Regions from separate parts of the Homo sapiens genome. Here all the other regions are linked to region 6. Evidence: chromatin contacts called from ENCODE Hi-C or POLR2A ChIA-PET data. All regions are on one chromosome and are shown on one strand. Each heading gives the region's core, a stretch centred on a gene start or an enhancer-like site at or near the end of the contact. The rest is flanking DNA. Distances are from core to core; before and after follow the strand shown. Region 1 overlaps AOAH (acyloxyacyl hydrolase). Region 2 has its middle 60 kb from the start of AOAH. Region 3 holds the start of STARD3NL (STARD3 N-terminal like). Region 4 holds the start of AOAH (acyloxyacyl hydrolase). Region 5 has its middle 22 kb from the start of AOAH. Region 6 overlaps ELMO1 (engulfment and cell motility 1).

What was found. A loop is a pair of places that touch in the nucleus more often than their neighbours do. ChIA-PET counts read pairs that join two places held with the same protein, here RNA polymerase II (POLR2A). Pooled maps may share reads with other maps.
Region 1: a loop to region 6 is called in a pooled map, with 2.0 times the contacts of the local background. The contact joins two enhancer-like sites. A Hi-C loop is called at or near these places in 8 of 50 pooled maps. POLR2A ChIA-PET finds 5 or more read pairs at or near these places in 2 of 52 experiments (activated CD4-positive, alpha-beta T cell and naive thymus-derived CD8-positive, alpha-beta T cell).
Region 2: a loop to region 6 is called in a pooled map, with 4 times the contacts of the local background. The contact joins two enhancer-like sites. A Hi-C loop is called at or near these places in 2 of 37 single-sample maps with no recorded cell type and 8 of 50 pooled maps.
Region 3: a loop to region 6 is called in a map with no recorded cell type, with 8 times the contacts of the local background. The contact joins the promoter of STARD3NL here to the enhancer-like site in region 6. A Hi-C loop is called at or near these places in 18 of 37 single-sample maps with no recorded cell type and 6 of 50 pooled maps.
Region 4: a loop to region 6 is called in a pooled map, with 3 times the contacts of the local background. The contact joins the promoter of AOAH here to the enhancer-like site in region 6. A Hi-C loop is called at or near these places in 2 of 37 single-sample maps with no recorded cell type and 6 of 50 pooled maps. POLR2A ChIA-PET finds 5 or more read pairs at or near these places in 1 of 52 experiments (CD8-positive, alpha-beta memory T cell).
Region 5: a map with no recorded cell type shows a loop between it and region 6 (5-fold over the local background). The contact joins two enhancer-like sites. A Hi-C loop is called at or near these places in 4 of 37 single-sample maps with no recorded cell type and 2 of 50 pooled maps. POLR2A ChIA-PET finds 5 or more read pairs at or near these places in 1 of 52 experiments (CD8-positive, alpha-beta memory T cell).

Annotation. Positions count from the first base shown.
Region 1 is chr7:36,676,824-36,680,711 of GRCh38, reverse strand. All of the region lies in intron 2 of AOAH (acyloxyacyl hydrolase), which reads left to right. Among named protein-coding and RNA genes, the nearest start is that of AOAH, 46 kb to the left of the region's middle. Within about 2 kb of position 2,076, at least 4 of the 41 ENCODE cell types and tissues checked have a DNase peak (open chromatin) inside an H3K27ac peak, as active enhancers do.
Region 2 is chr7:36,782,555-36,786,478 of GRCh38, reverse strand. No RefSeq gene overlaps it. Among named protein-coding and RNA genes, the nearest start is that of AOAH, 60 kb to the right of the region's middle. Within about 2 kb of position 1,423, at least 8 of the 41 ENCODE cell types and tissues checked have a DNase peak (open chromatin) inside an H3K27ac peak, as active enhancers do.
Region 3 is chr7:38,176,890-38,180,305 of GRCh38, reverse strand. It overlaps STARD3NL (STARD3 N-terminal like), which reads right to left and starts at 2,061. Exons shown (of 9, transcript NM_032016.4): 1 at 1,886-2,061. RefSeq lists a silencer at 1,805-2,084 and an enhancer at 2,335-2,414.
Region 4 is chr7:36,723,244-36,726,961 of GRCh38, reverse strand. It overlaps AOAH (acyloxyacyl hydrolase), which reads left to right and starts at 2,468. Exons shown (of 21, transcript NM_001637.4): 1 at 2,468-2,940. The coding sequence starts at 2,814.
Region 5 is chr7:36,744,782-36,748,352 of GRCh38, reverse strand. No RefSeq gene overlaps it. Among named protein-coding and RNA genes, the nearest start is that of AOAH, 22 kb to the right of the region's middle. Within about 2 kb of position 1,797, at least 4 of the 41 ENCODE cell types and tissues checked have a DNase peak (open chromatin) inside an H3K27ac peak, as active enhancers do.
Region 6 is chr7:37,334,478-37,337,841 of GRCh38, reverse strand. The region is part of intron 2 of ELMO1 (engulfment and cell motility 1); the gene reads left to right. Among named protein-coding and RNA genes, the nearest start is that of ELMO1, 110 kb to the left of the region's middle. Within about 2 kb of position 1,446, at least 7 of the 41 ENCODE cell types and tissues checked have a DNase peak (open chromatin) inside an H3K27ac peak, as active enhancers do.

The sequences.
Region 1 (3,888 bases), core at 827-3,326, 660 kb after region 6:
TCAGTTCAGGTTAAAGGACACCATGGGCAGTATTGCTTCCATTTTATGGATGAGAAAAACAAGACACAGAAACAGAATGGTTATGTCAGTTGTATGGGGTGGCAAAGATAGACGTTCTCCTAGCTAAGGATTTCTCCTGGAAGACATAATAGGCCTGACCCACAGTGCCTACTGGGATCCAATATTGCATTGCCTTCTGTCTGGTAGGCCAGGTGAATGGGGGACAGAAGGATATGAAATTAAGCACATAAACACACAATTATTTTTAAATTATTTTTCAGTGAAGTATTACTTTCACCTCCAAAGCTAAAAAAGTACAAAAAACAAAGTTTTAGCAGGGAAATCGCGTAAGCACCATTCTTGAGAATAATCTCTTAGTAAATCATGTTGCCTTTCCCTGTGCCCTATAAGACAGTTTTTTTCTAATCGTGCAAAGCATTTCTGACCCTCAGTTTCATCCACTGCTTTTGCCTCTGGCTCTCATTAGGAAGCACCTTGGAAGAATCTCGGAATTGTTAATGGAAAATGATTAATGGAATCATTCTCACTAGTCAGGGGTCAACAGAATCATATGCCCTGAGAGTCTTGCTACAAGTTCACTTTCCTGGGTCACCTATGCAGAAATTTTATCTCTGTGGAATATAATTGTTAAAAACTCATGTAGTCTTAAAAGAAAGAAGGCACTTCATGCCTACTCTGGAGGTTCTGAAAGTCTGAATGCATCCCAGAATATGTACTTATAAAATTGTGTGGTTGGCCGGTTGTGGTGGCTCATGCCTGTAATCCCAGCACTTTTAGGAGGCCAAGGCGGGCGGATCACAAGATCAAGAGATCACGACCATCCTGGCCAACGTGGTGAAACCCCATCTCTACTAAAAATACAAAAATTAACTGGGCGTGGTAACATGTGCCTGTAGTCCTAGCTACTCAGGAGGCTGACGCAGAAGAATTGCTTGAACACTGGAGGTGGAGGTTGCAGTGAGCTGAGATTGCACCACTGCACTCCAGCCTAGGGACAGAGCAAGACTCCGTCTCAAAAAAAAATAATTATGTGGTCCCTTGGTGGCACTGTGCTTCAAGTTTGTATATAATAATTATACATATGTAATAATGTATACATATTATACATATAATAATGTATACATATTATACATATAATAATGTATAACAATATCTGCTATACTTGAGGTAGATAAGGCATCAAATAAAATGTCCTAAGCACATTGAAATGTATACTACAAATAACAAGACCTTTTGGAGTATTTTAATCTCAGCTGAACCACTTGCTATGTTGTGATCTTAAGCTCTCTAAGTCTTAATGTTCTTGTCTATAGAATGAGGATAAAAATAATTACCCCCTCAAAAGATTCTTTTTTTTTTGAGGCCTCAATACTTTTTTTTATTTTTATTTTTTATATATATATTTATTGTACTTTAAGTTCTAAGGTACATGTAAACTAGTTCAACCATTGTGGAAGACAGTGTGGTGATTCCTCAGGGATCTAGAACTAGAAAAGATTCTTATGAGAAAGGAAGTGATGGTAAACATGAAGGTAACTTACAAATTGGAATGTCCTATGTTTTATTTACACATACATCTGTATACACCCAATGTATGATAACTACTTAATTGGTCTTATTTTAACTTTATTTTGTCCTTTGGAATAGCCACATTTTCTTTTTTCCTATGCTGTTCCAAGTCTCTTTTAATCTGTAGAAATTAAATACTCTTGTATGATCCTTGTCACAGGCAGAGTTTAACAGTATAATTTTTACTTTAGCTAAGCTACTGTCAATATGTAAATGCCAAATTTTTCTTCAGGTGTATCAGTAACAATCAGGTTACCATCTGATCATGGCTGACTGGGGATAGCTGGCTCTTTCTGGAGATTTTGCATATTTCTGCTTTGTACCCTTACGGATTGCTCTCAGAATTTAGCTCTCAGAGAGCATTTCCTGTCCCATATCAGCCATTGCTCCAGGGGCCTCTCAAGCTAACAATCACAGAAGACTACCGGAAACTATTCAAATGGTTCTGCTCAGGGAGGAAGGAACCTGCAGCCATCCTCTTTGACTTGAGCTAAACAGAATTCTAACGCGCGCGCGCGCGCACACACACACACACACACACACACACACACACACACACACACACACACACTGCTTATCTTACCAGAAAGAAGATGAATTTTCTCTGCCTTTCAGCCAGTATTAGAACTTTATCAAAGAACACCCTAATGTCCATTTTTAAATTGCTCTGCTCTAGGCTAAGCCAGTTCTGCATTAGCAGTACTTTTAACTTTTTTCCAAAGCTCCTTCATTTAATTTGGAATATCTCTTACAAAAGTCCCCAAACTTAGCAGACATTATAGTGATAGAGACCAAATCCTACACCCACATTTTTCAGATGAGGAAATGGAAGTCCAGAAAGGGGAGGCAATTTCTCCAAGGCCAGAAGCCAGTGGGCTGGTACTGAATGAAATGCAGGTCTCTGAGTATACTGTGACATCAGAGCTTCTTGACCCTCTCCACAGTAGCACCCCTAAAAAGGATCCCAAGGGAGAGGGAATCTGTATTTAAACACTTTTATTAAGCTACAATTCACATACTGTACAGTTCACTCATTTAAAGTGTACAATTTAGTGACTTTCAGTACAGTCATAGAGTTGCGTGTTCATCAGTCACCACAATCAATTTTAGAACATTTTCATTACACCAGAAAGAAACTACATGCCTTTTAGCATCCGCCCCCAAACACCCACTCTTTCCAGCCCTAAGAAACCACTAATCTACTTTCTGTGTCTATGACTTTGCCTGTTTTGGGCATTTCATATAAATGGAATCATACAATATCTGGTCTTGTGTGACTGATTTCTTTCCCTTAGCATAGTGTTTTAGAGATTCACTATGTTGTAGCATGTATTATAACTTTATTACTTTTTACGGCTGAATAATATTGCATCGTATAGGTATACCACGTTTGTTGATCTATTAGCTGATAGGTATTTGAGGAGTTTACATTTCTTGGCTATTATGCAAAATGCTGCTATAAATATTTGTGTACACATTTCTGTGTGGACATATGTTTATATATATATATAAACTGGATCACATTGCTGGATCATATATAAACTGGATCATATTGCTGGATCACATAGTAACTCTATGTTAAACAGTCTGAGGAGCTGGTAGGCTGGTTACAAACTGGCTGCACGAGTTTACATTGCCATCAGCATTGTACAAGCTTTTGATTTCTCCACATCCTCACCAACACATATTATTCTCTCTTTTATTATAGCACATTATAGTGGACATGAAGTTGTATCTCATTTTGGCTTTGAATTGCATTTCCTTGGTAGCTAATGATGTTGAGTATCTTTTCATGTGGCTTTTGGACATTGGTATATCTTCTTTGGAAAACTGTCTATTCAGATTCTTTGTACATATTTTAATTGGACTATTTGTCTTTTTATTATTGAGTTGTAATAGTCCTTTATATATTCTAGCACTGTGATAGGTCATTTGATATATGATTGGCAAAAATTTTCTCCCATTCTGTGGGCTGTCTTTTTACTTTCTGTTGGTGTTCTATGAAGTGCAAAACTTATTGTTATTTTAATGAAGTCAAGTTTCTCTGTTTTTTTTTTCTTCTTTTGCTTGTGCTTTTGGTGTCATATCTAAGAAAACGTTGCCTAACCCAAAGTCAGTAAGATTTATGCCAGTGTTTCCTTGTATGAATTTTACGGTTTTCACTCTTACATTTAGGTCTTTGACCCGTTTTGGGTTAATTTTTGTATATAGTGTGAAGTAAGTGTCCAAATTCATTCTTTTGCCTGTGGCTGTCCAGTTGTCCCAGCACCATTTGTTAAATTCCTCCAATGAAATGGT
Region 2 (3,924 bases), core at 174-2,673, 550 kb after region 6:
AAGAAATATCAGTTTATATAAAGTAGTAAAGGAACTAATCTAGCGTGTGCTATAAGATACACTTGTACTGTTTGAAGTTCTTCTGCTTGCCTTCTATGATGGGAGAGGATGGGGCAGTACTTAAAAAGAAAAGGAACAGCCTTCAAAGTTGCCAGAGGGTAGAATAGGGAACTACACACTCATTATCCACTCCGCAGACTGAGTTATGAAGCTCTGAACAAAGAAACATGTTCTATGATTTCTGATCTAGAATTTTTTTTTTTTTTTTACCAGAATGCTGCTTCTTTGGTGATACTCCATTGCCTTTCTCCAGACAGCACATTCTCAGTAATAATATGAACTCCTCACCTGATTTGATGGCCTCCATCCTTCTTATTAAGGCTTCGAGAAGCGCAGTTTGTGAATTTGCCTTTGAATAGCTCATTAGGTTATTTGCTTTTGTTCCGGACTCCTGTCTCCTCTCCTGTATTCTGCCTCCTTATTTGTGCTTTTTCTTTAAAGCCAAAAAAAAGCCTAGAAAACTCCCTTATGCAAAATTCCAAATTCAGCTGTGCTTTTACCCGTATACTTAATTATAAGAAGTCGTGCCCGCTCTATACTTGCGGCTTTTCACAATGTGCCATTATGTAGAACAGCAAGCAGAAGCAAAAGGTAGTGAACTTCATTGGCAGTCTAATCCGCACAGAGCTATTGCTATTGAAATGCTGTAAATAGAAATAATATTCAAGAAGAAAGAATTTGCCTCTAGGGCTGTGCCCAATAGATCTACTTACAAACCCCAAACAAAGCCTGTCGAGTCAAGTATACTTAGCCCAGTGTCTGGAACATAGCAATCCTTTTTAAAATATTTGTTGAATGAATTAACTGATTATTTTCATTTTTCCCCTCACCATTCATTCTCTGCTCTCCACCTTCCTTTGCCCACCTCTGTCCTGACCCCCGGGGCTCCTTATTTAGCTCTACTGCTGAGTGGCTTTCCACTGTCTACAGGCCATTGGAGGTTGGAAGGTGGAAGGAGAGACACATGAGGTTTCTCTTCCCATTTCCTCTCCTCCATGTTGCTCTGACATGGCTGTGCCCTCCACAGCTACAGCTTCTATGGTGGCCCCGCCTCCATGGCCCCACCTCTCACTGAGTTCCAGGAATATTATTTCCTCCTTTTTTCCCTTTAGGTTGAAGGAGTTCAGGAAATATCACCCTGAAATGTGCTGCTTGGTATGCTGGTTAGTTCCCACTGGGGGCACTTGAGGAACAGCAAGTACAGGGAAGGGCTTTCTCTGAACTTCCTTCAGAAGGAGTTCAGTTGTCATGACCTCCCTCCCTGGGGAACACAGGAGAGACTTGAGGTTGACACCATGCCCAGACAGACTGTCATCGCTTCCTCTGAGGGCTGCTCAGAGACGGCTGTTATTACCCGAGAGAGGTTTCGTCTGCAGAACAAGACACCCTCTACGCACCACACATTTCCTTCTCCACCCTCCCCTGCCCTGTGTGCTGCCAAGCCCCAGAAGCCCCATGTCCCTATTCCTTCTGTAGCTTAGGATGCTACAGAAGCTTCAATCATCTGACCCATCTTTCAGTCTCATATTTTGTGAAACTCCAGGCATATGTACATAATTAAAATGTTTTTTTCTCCTGTTAATTGGCCTTATATCAATTTAATTCATAGCCTAGCCAAAGAACCTAGGAAGGTAGAGGAAAGCCATATATGGCTCCCCTACGGGGTCTAAGCCTGTTAACAGCTTCCTACATTGCTAGTTCCTGGATGTCTTCACATCCTTTTGGTTCCTTCAACCCCACCTGCATCTCAATAAATCATCCATTCATTAAACTCTTTCACTGAACTAGATTAGTTAAGTTTTGGTTTTTTCCAGTATCCTGACCGATACAGTGAATAAATGAAATAGATATATAAATGAAAAGACTTGAAAACCGACTTTAAAGTAATTTTGAATATATTGTTTTTAACATGAAGGAATAAAGCCATAAACATAAAAAATTATTTCTCAAAATAATAAAATCTCAATTATTAGTTTTACCTAAATGTAAGTTATAGTATGCTCAAGTATACATTTATTTTTATATTACATATGCCAGGGGCCAGGGGCAGGTAATGTAATTGGGAAAACTTTTCCAAGTGTTAAGAAAAAAGCCACTACTAAGTGTCAAGAAAAAAACCACTACTAAGCACACTAATAAATGATGTCTGGCAATTAGCTCGTATATGCATTCTAGAGTAGAAGTTTGCTACACGCATACATGTATATATTTTGCAAAATAGTCTTCATCAGTCATAAAAGTGATAGATGTTGCCTGGTATATCATCTGGGGTCCAACTTCTCACAAAAAGCAAAAACCTTTTTACACCATAACTACGTGGTTTTAGGAAGGTGGGCCCCAAGGTGGGGGGTCAACATAGGTATGTTCTGCTTTCAAGTTACAGGTAGAAGCCATTTGCAGACACCTCATAATCAAAAGAACCGGTCCTCAATCCAGAACCAAGACTTGAATTACTGGAGTTTAGAAGTGTTGAAAACTAGAGTTCGAGCCGGGCACGGTGGCTCACGCTTGTAATCCCAGCACTTTGGGAGGCCAAGGTGGGTGGATCACGAGGTCAGGAGTTTGAGACCAGCCTAGCCAACATAGTGAAACCTTGTCTCTACTAAAAATACAAAAAATTACCCAGGCGTGGTGGCAGGCACCTGTAATCCCAGCTACTCAAGAGGCCGAGGCAGGAGGATCACTTGAACCCGGGAGTCGGAGGTTGCAGTGAGCCATGATAGTGCCATTGCGCTCCAGCCCAGGTGACAGTGCAAGACTCCATTAAAAAAAAAAAAAAGAAAAAAAGCTAGAGTTCTCACCAGAGTTTGGGTGACAGAGGCCTAAGCCACTAGCCTGGTGCTGAATGAATGCTCTCTCTGCCATCTCACAGACACCCTCTCCCTAGCATGCCAGCACATGCTAGTTTTTACCCTCGCTTTCTCTCATGATAGTACATAACATCTTTCTTATTTTAAAAGTAAGAGATATCCAACATAGAAAAATACTACAGAGTTAAAAATAAGCAAAAGAAAAATAAAACTTAAAACGACCCATCATCTTTCTATATTGAGATAACCAGTTCTAGCAGTTTGGTGTCTCTCCTTGAACAGGCAAATGATTAATGGCAGACTAGGGGAAGAGATGATAAGTGGATATTTCCCAGCAAGAACTTAATCAAGTGTACATGTTTTATAACTTGCTGTTTCACTTAATATGCTTTAATCCCTCTCCGGGTTATTGCCTGCCCTTCTACAGCATCATTTTTATAACTGAAAAATATTTTATTGTATGACTTTGTTATCATTCATTTACCCAATTCCCTATTGTTGTGTTGTTGGAAATTTAGATTCTGTCCAATATTCTGCAATGTAAATGTTGCAGTAAAAGATATCTTCATAATTGCTTGCTTTTTCAATGGCAGGGTTATTGTAATTACCTAGATATTTTTAGTGCAATGGCAAAGAGCTTTGCTCATTCTGCTTACATCTGAGGGTATGGCTGTGATTATAGAAAAATACAATGGTCATAGTATCTACTGAGTCTTAAGGGATAGGACCTGCATATTCAATCCAGAGCCCCTGCTGGAGCCCAAGTTCTCCTTCTACCCAAACCCTTTCCCCACATACTGCAATATCAGACTCATAATCTTGGATAATTAGTTAAAATTTTATTCAATATTGCTTCTTCCTAAGGAATACTAAACAACAAAGTGAAAGGAGGCATACATTCATTTCCAATTCTTTCATAGACTCACACCTACACACTACATAAATGGCTTTTTAAGACATGTCATGCATTTCATAAAAATATATAAAAATGCACATGCATATGGATGTGTGTCTCCACTGGATAGCTCATGCCATCTTCAATGTTCCTGTCCAA
Region 3 (3,416 bases), core at 812-3,311, 840 kb before region 6:
AGACTTTGAGTTCTGCATATAACAATGGAAAGGAAACAAACTACATCGGATAAGGTGCTGAAGGAAACAAGATCTTTTCATTAAGAGGGCCTCTGGAGAAAAAATATATACACAATAAATTACTGCAATGATTTCATAACCAAAACAAAGCAGAAAGTTGGCTAGAGTTTATGAGTATCACTAAAAGAAAACAAGACTCTGCAGTACACAAATTATCTTTCCCTTGCCTGCCTGTAAGGCTCACATGGGATACAAGATGATCCAATCCCTGTACACCTCTCCAGTGTCACCTCTGACCACTGTCTCCTCACCTCACCCTCCCCTAGGTTCACTCAGCTCCAGCCACACGGGCTTCCCTCTGTCCCTGGAACATGCCAAGTTCATTCTTCCTTTAGCTCCTTTACACTGTTTATATCTGCCTAGAAACTTCCAGCCCATTTTCTCATGGCTGACTCAGCTAAACATTCAGCTATCACCCAAAATGTCACCTCGTGTTACCTCCTTAGGGAGGTCTTCCCTGACCATCCCATTTCTCCATACAACCCAGTCACTCTCAAACTCTCTACCCAGTAGTATCTTTTCTGACATTTATTCCTATCTAAACTTGTCTCTTTGATTTACATGTTTATTATATTCTCCAACAAAAGTTAAAGTCTTTGAGGGTATGGGCCTTATCTAAATTGCTCACTACTCAATCTCTAAAACCTAAAACAATGAGTGGCATAGACAATCACTCAGGCAAACTGTCCATTGAATAAATCCAAATGATGTTAATCACCATCCTTCTGTGAACATAAGTAAGGTAATATCCCTCAGAGGCTGTTTCATTTCATTTCTTTCATGCAGTTTTAGGCAATGCAATAATGCAGTTTTAAAAGACCAATGTTTGAGACAGTTAGATTTTAAAGACAGTGACTTCTACACGACAACATATTGTATGTTTTCATTTTATGAACATGAATAATCCACCACCTTATCAGAATCCATCAATAAAACAAGGATACCATAAGTCGTTTTGTGAGATCCTGCTTCTAGAAAGAGGCGTATGGGTAGATATGGTATACAGACGGGAATTACCTTTCAGAATTCTTCCTAACAAGGAAATGTGGCAAACTGGACTAATTCCAGTAAAGATTTAATTAGACCCGTTACTTGGTTACCTTGCTAAACTTATCCAAACTAGTACTGTGTCAAGTGATGAATTCAGTGATTCCATCTGTGAAATAGAAGACAAATGACACAGTGAACAAAGAAAAGTTCCACAATGTCCACCCATGTTTGAACTAAAAGAGAGGGGGAAAAATCCCTAACCCTAAATCAAAAGTATTCAAGCAACTAAGATTTCAAACAATGGCGAGATATCTACGAGTAGGTGAAGCAGTTAACTGAAACCACAGGGAGAACATTCATGATTCGTGCTTTCTTTCTTTTTTTTTTTTTTGAACACGACTTTTCTCAATGAATAGAAGAGACTCACAACCGCCTGTGTCTGGACAACCCACGCATTACACCCAGTCACCAATTCTTGGTCCTTCTTGGGGGCCCATGGCGCCAGCCCGGGGCCGACCCCACCGGGGACTCCTCAGGGTCCGCAGGCTGGAGGAATGAGGACACTCCCGCTACCTATATCCATCCCTGAATCCCGGCCCACGCCGTGGGAGCAGCGGGGCTCAGCATTCTGCAACTTCACTCTTGTGTCCATTATGAGCACAGCCTGCCTCGCCCCTCCTCCTCCCCTGGAGGCTCGCGCAGGACTCAGGAAACAGAACAGGACCAGGATATGGCCTCCGTCCGCGGGTCCCCTGTACGCCCCCATGTAAGTCATCTGACCCAGGAGACTCAGTTTTCCAACCTGTCAAATAGGGGAACGAGAAACCCAGCCTACCTTAACGGGTGGTTCCTGGCCGGCCGCCCCAGGCTGGCCCGGGAACTGCGGATCCGCGGTCGCGCCCCGGCCTGAGGGGCGGGGCTTGGCGGGGCGTGACCGGGACCCAGTCCAGCGGACAACGCGCAGCCCACCGCCCGCACCCAGCAGCCCCGGGACCTCCGGCCCGTGACGTCAGCACGCTGACGTCGACGCACACAGCTCGCATCTCGCTCGAGGGACCAAAGACCCGACTGGTTCCTGAGTGCCTCCATAGAGGAGCCAACCTATTGGCCAGATGACATGTCAATCTTCTACTGACCAGTAAACGACGCGGGAAGGAGGGAGAGGGCGAGCCGGTCTGCCTGTAGGAATGGGTGGGAAATCTGGGCATCCAGCTTTGAAACACGGAGCTGGTTGGACTTTCCCGCATTGTGCATCGCACGGTTTAACAAGCGCCCGCTTCCTCTTCGTCCGCGTTTCTGCGCCTTCCGCTTCCCTTCAGTTATTCGGTGGGGGTTTATGCTCCAGCTCGTGGGAAAATGTCATGGAAATGGGTTTCAGGGCCTCTTGGGCACCTCATGCTGAGCCCTCCAGGAATAAAAACAGGGCATACCATTTCTATGTCGGTACTCAGCTCAAGAGTCACCTCTTCTAACTCTCACTTCCCCCAGACCTATTTAGGATACCTTTTCTCAGCGCTCCTAGTTCATAACTAACATCTCTAAGCGGTAGTCACATTTAATTATATCTATATGTCTGTTTTCACACGAAGTTAGGCACCTTTTATTGTTTTATTTAAAATTTAATTAAACTTTTCTCCCAACGGATGCTACACTTATTCACATTTTTAGAAGTACAGAGGTATACAGTGAACATTCTTTGGATCCCCATTTCATTATTTGTATATTTTTCCAAAGTCATTCTAAGTACCGTTATTAATTTTAAATTACACAAGTAAGATTTTGTCCATGCGAAAAAAAAAAAAAGCTTAAACGTTACAATTATGCTTATATCCCTTTTAGGCCCTAATTACAAACCCAGTCTGTAGATGATGACTCCTAGTTCCTGTGCATTTGCAAGTGTAGATGTTACTTTTTTACACTTAGCATTGAAATCTTTCCATATCTGTATATAAATCTACCTCATTCTCTGAAAATGCTGCATGTCCTCAGAACCAATATGTGTATATATATACATACATAATTAATGTACCATTCCCCCACCCTCACGTTTGTTTATTAATATTATTATGAGAAGCAATGGTACCATAAATATATATGTAGATGCCTTTTTGTACTTAGGTCCAAGTATTTCTCTAGAGTGCAGATACCAACAAGAGAATGTACTGGATCACAGAGTTTGCACGATGTAAATCCTTAATAGATTTCACTGATTTGCTCCCCTGAGTAGTTGTTTTAACTTACATTCCCACTGCTAGTATTTGAGCAATTTTTCCCTGTATCCTCGCCAATACTGATAAAATACAATTTAAAAAAATTTTATAAACTGATAGATGTGAAAACCTTTTAAAGCATAACACATATACAAA
Region 4 (3,718 bases), core at 1,219-3,718, 610 kb after region 6:
TGTGCAAAGATCCCAAGTCATTTGCACTCAGTACTTGATGAGCAAAGGCAGCCCTGTCAGGGGCAATGATACCAGCCAGTGTGAAGGACAACTGTGCAAATGGGAGGGTCCACTCCATCCTGGTGACGGAGAGGGATGTTTTGTTCAGTGGTCTGTGCACACGTGCACTTTGTTCCAGCTTCTGCTGGCGAAATCACTTTCTGATTTCTGCATTCTTCCTTTGATCATGCCCAGTAAGAACTCACCCTCCAAGCATGAAAAATCCTTCCATTACTGAAAACCTATGTGTCAGGTTTTACCATGATATATTCCTACGAAGTAGATAGTCTCACCTCCCTTTTCTAGCTGAGGACTGTCACCTCTGGAAACAGGAAGGGGCTTGCTCAATACTGCACAGCTAAGTCAGCGACTCCCACTGTGACCAGCCCCGAAGCCTGAGCACACTAGAGAGTTTCAGAGCCGACCATCCCTGGGATGGTTGTGAATGGCACTGCCTGGCCCACATACATGCGATGAAGGGCACAAAACTTGCATTTCCGGCATACCAAGAAATCCCTCTCACTCTAAGAGTTTCCAGACCTGCTCGCAGCTATACATTGAGACCAGGAGAGCCTCAAGAGGCCCAAAGCCTGTGTCAAATGCTCTTCCAGAAGCCCTCAGGAGAGTCCTCACCCATTTATGGATTAGACAAACTAGACCACACACTCCTGGAGTGCTGTAGCACAGCTGGAAGGTATTCAATAAATCCTCCCTTTTCCTGTCCTCACCATTTCCCATGTATGACATGATGGCCTACAACTACCATGGGCGTCTTGGAATTCTCTTGAAGCTGGTCTGGGGTGCAGGTTTCATCACACTCCTGCTAGAGTCATAGACAGATGCACTAAGCACTTACTTCTTGCCAGCCATGCTGCTTTGTTGTTTGGATACATCATGTATTCGAGTGCTTCCAGCAGCGCATTGGAGCGGATATTACCATTATCCCAATAGAAATGAGCTACTTGGGAGGCTGAGGTGGGAAGATCACTTGAACCCAGGAGGTCAACACTGCAGTGAGCTGTGATCACACCACTGCACTCCAGCCTGGATGAAAAAGCAAGGCCCTGTCTCAAAAAACAAACAAACAACAACAACAACAACAAAAACAAGACACTGAAGGGGGGAAAGTTACATCACTGGTCTAATATATTACTCAGAATAAACAGTAGACATGAGACGTAAGCATGAGCCTTTCTGTCTTCACAATCTGAGTTCCTAATCAATCAGTCCTTTATTTAGCCTCCCTTGGAAGTCTCTGGAACTTCTCTAGGCCTCACCCCTGTGGTGGTCCTAGTGACCCCAGAGCTCCCCTTAGTCACAGAGTGAAGAACTGAAGCAGCAGCACCTTAGAGTCAGAGGAAGTCACAGGCCCATGGACGCCTAACGATATCCTCAGTATTGGGCTGGAAGTGTAATTAGGGAAACACTCTGACTTGTGCTATCTCTGCAGCAGGTTTGGGAATTGTAGCCCCATCGGTGCTTGTAAGACTAATGACTGCACAAGAAATCTTCCAACCATAAAAACTGGTATTTCCTACATCCTGGAAAGGATGCTACTCTAAAACTTTGCCTGCTACTCCAAATGCTATTTTTTTTAATTGCTAACAATTTAGATAGCTTCTATAATATTTCAAAATTTGTAATAAGCTCCCTCAGAGCCTAAGCAGAGAGAAACAGAATCTCATGACCTCCTACACTTACCTAGACTGTGGTACTTTGGCCCTGTCCTCTTATCTTGACTGAGAATGGCATATGATTTTGTTTTATCTTATTTTAGAGAGAAACATTTAGATTATATGTCTTTTATCTATGATCTGGTTCCGATTTTTTTTTTCCCTCAGAAAGACAGTGTTCAGTTCTATTCTTCAGAGCAGAAAATCAGTCTCTTAACAAATCATCCACAAAATGCACTTCGAAATTCTGGAGAAAAAAAAGATGCATTGTGCACAGCCTAGCAACTGTGAATTGATTAATTCTAACCCATGTTTTTTCTCATTAGGTCTAAAATCCCACCATGCTAACTGCCCATTATTTTCTGTACTGTTTATTTTCTGCACACCAAATAAAAGGCCTTGACCCTTCAAGGAATAACCCAATTTCTCCAGAGGAAAGATATTATTTGACCAGAATATCCTTTTACAACAAAATAAGGATCACAACCTTACCATATAAAGCTGTTGAAAACAAGACTAAGTAAGTTCTGAATGTAACCAATTAGAATTTCTACAATATGTGGGTGCTGCTGATCAAATTGTTAAAGGGTTGTGTGCTTGTGGATTAGTTTTTTTTTTCTTTTTTCTTCTCAGTTTTGGCTTTAGTATCGTTTTGTTTTGTTTTGCAAGAATGAAAGGGGAAGGGCCTCCTAACCAACCCAACAGATCAGTTCCGGCAAGCCTCGAGGCTCACGGGGTTTATGCACACTAACTTCACTGAGCCAGGGAGCACGGAAGTTGTGCCACTGTGCAACTTGGGTTTTCTTTATCCTGCAGTCTTTACCTCAGCAGAACCGCACACCACAGACTCCCTCCAGCTCTTTGTGTGTGGCTCTCTCAGGGTCCAACAAGAGCAAGCTGTGGGTCTGTGAGTGTTTATGTGTGCTTTTATTCACTTCACACTTATTGAAAAGTGTGTATGTGAGAGGGTGGGGTGTGTGTGTCAAAGAGAGTGAGGAAGAGAAGGAGAGAGAGATCAATTGATTCTGCAGCCTCAGCTCCAGCATCCCTCAGTTGGGAGCTTCCAAAGCCGGGTGATCACTTGGGGTGCATAGCTCGGAGATGCAGTCCCCCTGGAAAATCCTTACGGTGGCGCCTCTATTCTTGCTCCTGTCTCTTCAGTCCTCGGCCTCTCCAGCCAACGATGACCAGTCCAGGCCCAGCCTCTCGAATGGGCACACCTGTGTAGGTATGCAAATAAATATTTTTGTATTTTCTATGTAGACATAACAATGGGATCCAGTACTTTGCTTGCGTAATAAATCACATATTTTATTAAATCAAGAATTGTAAGATTCCAGGTAAGGCACCAGTAACCTCACTGACACAGAGAAATGTGGAGTCTAAGAGTAGACATTGACACTACATACATCTATGTGAATAAAAAGCATACTAGTTTAAATTGGGCATAAAACTCTTCCACCTCATTGGCGATTGGAATTTTTTCTTCTTGTATAGGTAACTATTATTTCAGGCTATTTTAGTCTGAAATTTTTACTGCTTTTCATGGGCTTTGACCTCATATAAACACATCTGAGTTTGAATCACTGCCCTCCTCCTACCCTTCTCTCCCATTTCCTACTGGCTGTGGAAACCTGGAGCAATGTACTTAACCCTCTCCATGCTTCTGTGTCCTTATTGGTGAACTGAAGTGAGTGAGACCCATCTCATAGGGATACCATGGAAATTGTGACCATGCATGTAAATCTGTGGCATGTGCACACAGTAAGGACTCAACCATCTTAGCTTCCTTCCGTCTCTCAGAGAATCCAGATTTGGCGATCACCTGGAGACGCTGAGCGTTGATATGGCTTCTTGGCTCATCTGTTAATGAAGTGTTTTATTTCCAAGAGGTTTTTTTTGTTTGTTTTTTTTGGATGAGAGCAGGAAGTAAGGTAAGATCTTTGATATTCACATTGTAGCTCTCATAACATGGGAATTCTCATAATAGTGGTGGCATTTAGATG
Region 5 (3,571 bases), core at 548-3,047, 590 kb after region 6:
CAGTTTCGAAGCAGGCCAATTTCTCCCGACCACACCGTGGTGGGCATCACAGACGATCTAAGTTCAAACCTTGAAACACCAGCTCTTTCAGGCCCATTTGTTCCCAGATAAGACCATAGAGAAATTGACCTGTCAGTAACTCCACACAGACTTGTGAATCCCAAAGATAAGACCACTTACTTTTCCAGAAACTCCCCAGTTTACAGAATCTGATGAAATCCTGCCAACACCATCCTGTGACTAACTCCAGCCCCCAAAGCTTTATTGGGTGCCCTTGTCTTAATCCACCCTTTTGAGATGCCTCAAGCTTCCCCACAGCGTGCAGTTTCCCTTGCTGTGGCGTTAATCAGCCTAACTTTGTTGACTACAGGTGTGTTCCAGGTGGTCTTAGGCTACAGGACATTGAAGAACATTAAATTACATGCAATGCCTAAAGCTAGTTCTCTGCAACTCCATGACTCTGGAAATGACCAAAGCCTCTCTTTCTGGCCACCTCTCAATTTTCCCCCAGCTCTCACCTTCTCTATCCTCTTTCTCCAAGCTCCTGAAATGCCACACTGGACACCCGGTACTTGTACTTTTATTTATGCAGGCTTCTTACAAAAATGAATAATTAACGTCATGAGAAAATTCTCAGGCTGACCTGAGAATAAAGCAATCAAGACCACATTAAAATTATATCTTTTTTTCCAAGACTCATTAAGGAGCTGTGAGAAAATCAGTACACCAACCTGTTGTGAAACCCCAATGTAATGTTTAACTAATTTTCTGCCTTTGAGCAATATCCCCACTATTAGCTTTCTTTTTTCCTTACTGGCAGTTTTACTTAATTTCTTTAAGGTGACATAATGAAAGAGTGAAAAAATGTACCCTGTGGTTCTGCAGCCACCCCCTACAGCTCCACTTTCTGACTCATGGCCAGGAGAGTGCTGGCTCTGTTTTTCCAAGTCCAAGGGGGAGGAGGGTACCTCTTCTGTCCACCCCTACTGCTTCCCGAAATCACTCTCTCTTCTTTCTGGACTTTCCTTAATTTACTGGGGAGAGTGACTGATCCTTCCTGGCAGCCTAGGGTGAAGCCTAGACCCCTTATTCGTACCTCCCCGCTTCTCTCCCATCCACAATGTTGTTTTGAAAGCTGTTTTGTTCCCTTGTCCTCCCTTGCTCCTGGTGGAATTGATGGGTGTACAGGAGGCAAACCAGTCCCTTCATGGCAAATTTCAACTGAGACAGAGAGAAACTTGGCCCTGCAACACGTAAGCTCAGGAGCTGTTGGCCTTCCCAACAAAAAACGAGGCAAGACAGTCCAAAGCCAAAGGGAGGATGAAGTAGAGGCTCAGAGGAAAGTAGAAATGACACCCTTCCTGGGCTCTTTACTGTGTCCCCCGGTCCAGTCCTGTGCCTTCCCTAGGTCCTGCAGTCTCTGTTCTCTGATTCCATGAGCCTCTGCAGTGCCCCATCCATTGCATTTGCTCAAGTTGGCTCCCATGGCTTTCTGTAACTTACAACCAGAAGAGCCTGAGAAAGGCGCCAGGCTTCTGTAGCTCAGTTTCATGACCCAGGAGAGCCTCACTCCCTATAAAAGGTGAGCGTGTTCCCTGGTCCCACTAACTGCACCAACCCCCTTGGGAAGCCGTCCCTACTCCCTAAACTAGCCTCTCTTGGCTCTGTGCTCCCTGCCTCTCCTGTCAGGCTTCTGCCATGGCCCTTAGCCCTTCAGCCTGAGGTCACTCACAAGCCTGACTAAGAGATCCCACTGGCAGGCAAGGGCTGGGTCACCCCCACTCCGGACCGCTCCATCCTTATCATTGTTGCCACGTGTACTGGGCTGCACACGCTGCCAGCTTGCTTGCTCAGTTTCATAAGAGGTTGCTTCCTTATTAGGAATTTTCTGTTCTTCCTGTGCATGATGTGCAGGGCAGTTACACTTCAAACTCACCAGTTAGTAATACCTCTGTTTCTGTGGGTTGGAGTCTGCTTTTGGGGGTGGCCAGGCTGCTTGTGCATCAATGCTTGATCTTCCAGATCTCCCTACCCCTTCCTTTTCAAGATGACCTCTGGGTGTGGGGAAATCGGGGAGTCCAGGGAAGTGAGGAGGAATGGACTCTAACTCTACGTATTTGATTCCGTAGTCCTTTGGTGTCCTGGAAAGGACTACATGTGGATGGCCCCTATACCATGCTGACCTCTGGAGCTGAAATCTGTAGCTGGCGCATTTGCAGTTGATCTCTGGGCTCCATCTCAGCCCCGTAACCCTCCCCAAAGTTTTGGCCCCAACCAGGTCCTTGCTGCAGCCCTGACCAGGGTACTGTGCCCTCCCCCCATAGGTATGGGATCTCTTTGCCCCTGGAATAGCAGACCTCATCAGCCACATCCTCAATAACTTCTGCTTCTTCTACAGGCTGCGTATAAGGCTTGGGAATGCTAACCCAGGCTCCCTGCTACATCTGCTGTACCACACTGTCTACTCTGCTGCAGACACCCCTCCCAGGGTCCCAAACTCCACAGTTTTTTTTTTTTTTTTGAGATGGAGTCTCGCTCTGTCACCTAGGGCACCCCACCCTGGGTCCCAAACACCACACTTTTCACTCTGCTGCAGGCACCACTCTCAGGATCCCAAACAGGAAATCCCTCTGCTCCTGGCTACCCTCTCAATCCTTCTAACACCTGGGAGCTTTGGTTTGGGGCTGAAAGGTGGAGTCATATATTTCTGACTGTGTGTTCACCTGTCTCTGATCCTCTTCTCTTCCCCCACTTTGCTGCCTCTAAATGGACAAGCTTCCCTCTCCCATTTTGTTTGACCTGAAACCCTCTTAGGTCATTCCCTTCCCCTTACCTAGGCCAGTGCATCTTCAGGCCTAGGTGCCCAAGGCAAAGCCTCTATGGAAGGAATTATGTGCTGAATCCAGTTTCAATCAACGTGAAAGCTGCAGAACAATTAAGAGTAGGGACCGGCCAGGTGCCATGGCTCATGTCTGTAATCCCAGCACTTTGGGAGACCAAGGCAGGTGGATCACCTGAGGTCAGGAGTTAGAGACCAGCCTGGCCAATATGATGAAACCCCGTCTCTGTTGAAAATACAAAAATTAGCCAGGCATGGTGGCGCGCGTGTGTAATCCCAGCTACTCAGGAGGCTGAGGCAGGAGAATTGCTTGAACCCAGGAGGCAGAGGTTGCAGTGAGCCAAGATTGTGCCATTGCACTCCAGCCTGGGCAACAAGAGCGAAACTCCATCTCGAAAAAAACAAAAACAAACAAACAAAAGAGTAGGGACCACCAAAAGTGAAAATATATTGATTTAACAGCCCCCGAATATTATACCTATTAAACATATATTGAATGCCTAGTATGTCTCTGGAGCTCTATATATTTTATAGTTAATGAATATTATATTTTATATCATATTATATATTTTATATGTTATATTTTATAGCTGGCCCACCTAGCAGGTATCATTAGCATCATTTGTAGATAAGGAAACTAAGACCAGACAGGTTAAACTGCAAGTGCATGGAGGCAGGATTCAGACCTAGATATGCATAATTCCCAAGTTTTGTTCATCACAGCACACCATC
Region 6 (3,364 bases), core at 197-2,696:
CAGCAGCTTTTCTGTTCCCTGCATAAACTCTTCAAGCCTCCAGTATTTCTTGTCTCTGCCCTGCCCCCTCAGGCCTTGCTTTTCAAGGAAGACACAGACCAGAAAGCTACCACTTCTGTCTTTGCCTAGAACTTCTCGGCCTACATATTTGCATGGCATCACAGACTACCTGATGCCTTTATCTCCTGCCTTCCTGTTTTGTTTTGCTTTTTCTACTGCTAGCAGAGAAGGGAAGAGGTGGTCCCAATTTGTTTCCAGTGCTTTCAGCTTATCCCAACCCCCAATGCTCCACATAGGTGTTTTTTTTTTTTTTTTTTTATACTTTAAGTTTTAGGGTACATGTGCACAACGTGCGGGTTAGTTACATATGTATACATGTGCCTTGTTAGTGTGCTGCACCCATTAACTCGTCATTTAACATTAGGTATATCGCCTAATGCTATCCCTCCCCCCTTCCCTTACCCCACAAGAGGCCCCGGTGTGTGATGTTCCCCTTCCTGTGTCCATGTGTTCTCATTGTTCAATTCCCACCTATGAGTGAGAACATGCAGTGTTTGGTTTTCTGTCCCTGCGATAGTTTGCTGAGAATGGATCCAAAGGACATGAACTCATCATTTTTTATGGCTGCATAGTATTCCATGGTGTATATGTGCCACATTTTCTTAATCCAGTCTATCATTGTTGGACATTTGGCTTGGTTCCAAGTCTTTGCTATTGTGAATAGTGCCGCAATAAACATACGTGTGCATGTGTCTTTAAAGCAGCATGATTTATAATCCTCTGGGTATATACCCAGTAATGAGATTGCGGGGTCAAATGATATTAGCCCATCCTTTCTACCCTACCTGGGGCTTTGTCCCAGCCATGTTCTCTTCTCTTATTCTTTTCTTCTTCTCTGTCTTCAACAGTGAACTCTTCTGTTTTCACCTTGGAAAATCCTCCCCTTGACCTAGTAACTCTCTTTTGGTAGTATTTTATTCTGTTTTTCCATTCCAGGCTTATTTAAATGTTACCAGTATATGCCATCTATGTTGTTCCATGCTTATTTTAATATTTGCATGAACAACAATTTACCTCTCTACAGGGCTCCCCTTTTTGGTGGCACCTCTGCCTTGGTTGTCCTCACCCTCTCGGTTACGCTCGGCAAAGCTGCCCATTCTCATCTTCTTGAAACTCTCCCTTCCTTCCTCTAGCTTCAGTGCCTGAGATTCTTCCTCCCTGTTTGATTCATCTGGGATTGTTTCCTTCCTGGTTCCTCTTCTTTCTAGATCAGTTCCAACCTCAGTGCTAAGCCCTCTGGTCTGTGTGTTCACTGTCGACACTCTTTGTCTTAGAGTCCATGTTCGCTCATGACGTTAAAGTTTCACCTCTGCCTACATACATAACAACAGTTCCCATCACCGGCATAGCCTGCCAGCTAACCACTAGTTTCATTTCTCTGTTGGGTGGATATATGGTTCCCCTCTCTAACTTCAGTTGTCTACAGACGAGACAAATGGTTAGTGAAACTGCCCATATGTTAACCTGAAGAAAGGAGTCTCACAGGTATTACCAACTTTTTGAGGTTATATCATGTAGAGGGGGGACCATTAGATATGTTCTTTTTTTTTTTCCTTGACGCAGGGTCTCACTGTGTCACCCAGGCTGGAGTACAAAGGCTCAATCAAAGCTCACTGCAACCTCTAATTCTGGGCTCAAGATATCCTCCTGCCTCAGCCTCTCGAGTAGCTGAGATTACAGGTGTGCACCACCATGACCAGCTAGTCTTTGTATTTTTAGTAGTGATGGGGTTTTGCCATGTTGCCCAGGCTGGTCTCAAACTCCTGGACTTAAGCGATCCTCCCACCTCAGCCTCCCAAAGTGCTGGGATTACAGTCCATGAACCACCACAGTGCCCTGCCTAGATGCGTTCTTTATGGCCCAAGTGTAGGAACTCCATCCTATTTGTGCTAGGAGACACATTTCACCTTCACCCAAGAAAAGCCAGCACGGGCCATCTCATCAGGCGAGGGGATCCATCATCTCTACCAAGTGTGCATCAGACAAATGCTTGGAGAAGATGTTCTGAGCATATTCAGGCCCAAAAAGGGCAATGGGAAGAGATACATAGTTTTCAACCTTAGTTCTGCTTCTCAAATGGCTTGGGGCAGAGGGGTGGCTGCCGAGGGCTTCCGGGCACCCCTCGCTCACTCCTGCTGCAGCACCTTTGTATTGTCCCATTTTCATTTGCGTATGATTTGGGGAAAGATTTTGTTTGAAAAAAGTTTATCAGTTTAAAAAAATAGACATGGATGATTCTTGAGCTTTCTGGTATTCCTGAGACTTCAGTCAGATTCTTTAGGGTGGCTTTGCATCCTTCCATATTTTTCATAAGCATTGTCCCTGGGCCAAGGTAGTGTCTGCAGGCACTGTATGTGATTCCCAGGTACCCCTCTGTTTTATAGAAGCTGCTCCTTTAGACGCTTGTTCCCGCACATTCATGGTCTTTTTTCATCTCTTGCCGTTTCCTTCTAAAAGTATGCCACCTTGAATGCCCCCTGCCTTCTCCCAGCTCTCTACTGCTTTAAATCCTGGCTTTGCTAAGCACTGCAGAGAGCCTCCTTTGTACTCAAACCTTTTCTGATCGCATTATAATGCAGTCTTTTCTCCAGTTTTCTAATTTCTTATATCATTTTCTTTGCCTGTAGCTTTTATTTGCAGTTAATATATTTCACACGTAACGTAATTTACATTTTTCTTTTTTCATGCTCACTTCTCTTGAAATAGATTATAAGCTCTTGGAGGTCAGCCAGTGGCTTACATACATTTGTATCCTTTGGTTCATCACATTGATCTCCGTTACTGTGTGTGTACAATAGGTTTCAATTCTGAACAGTGAAGATAAGAATAAAACACTGGTGGTCTTCATTCTCCAAACAGAAAAATTATAATAGCACGCCTACCCCAGTATATTGGGAAGGGTTTAATTCCCTAAAAGAAACACAGATGCATGTGTTTTAGGTAAGTGTGATTGCCTGCAGTTTTTCAACTACCATATTTCTATAGCATATTTAAGATATAATTCCATATGCATAAATTTGATTTACACAAGACCTTTGAAAAGCTCATTGAGTAAAACCCATTTGAGTTTTTGTACTTGACATGGAATTTTGCTCGTTAGTAGCAGTAATAATAACAGCAAGCACCACACACTATGTGGCAGGCAATAGAAGGCCTTGCACGTGGGATTTCATCACCTTACTACAGCCTTCAAGATCGGCTTAGGCTCCCTACTTCATAGTTATTCAAAGGTTCATTAACTTGCCCAAGATTACTCAGCTAGGAAGGTACTGATTTGAATCCAGCACTGTATAACACCAAAACC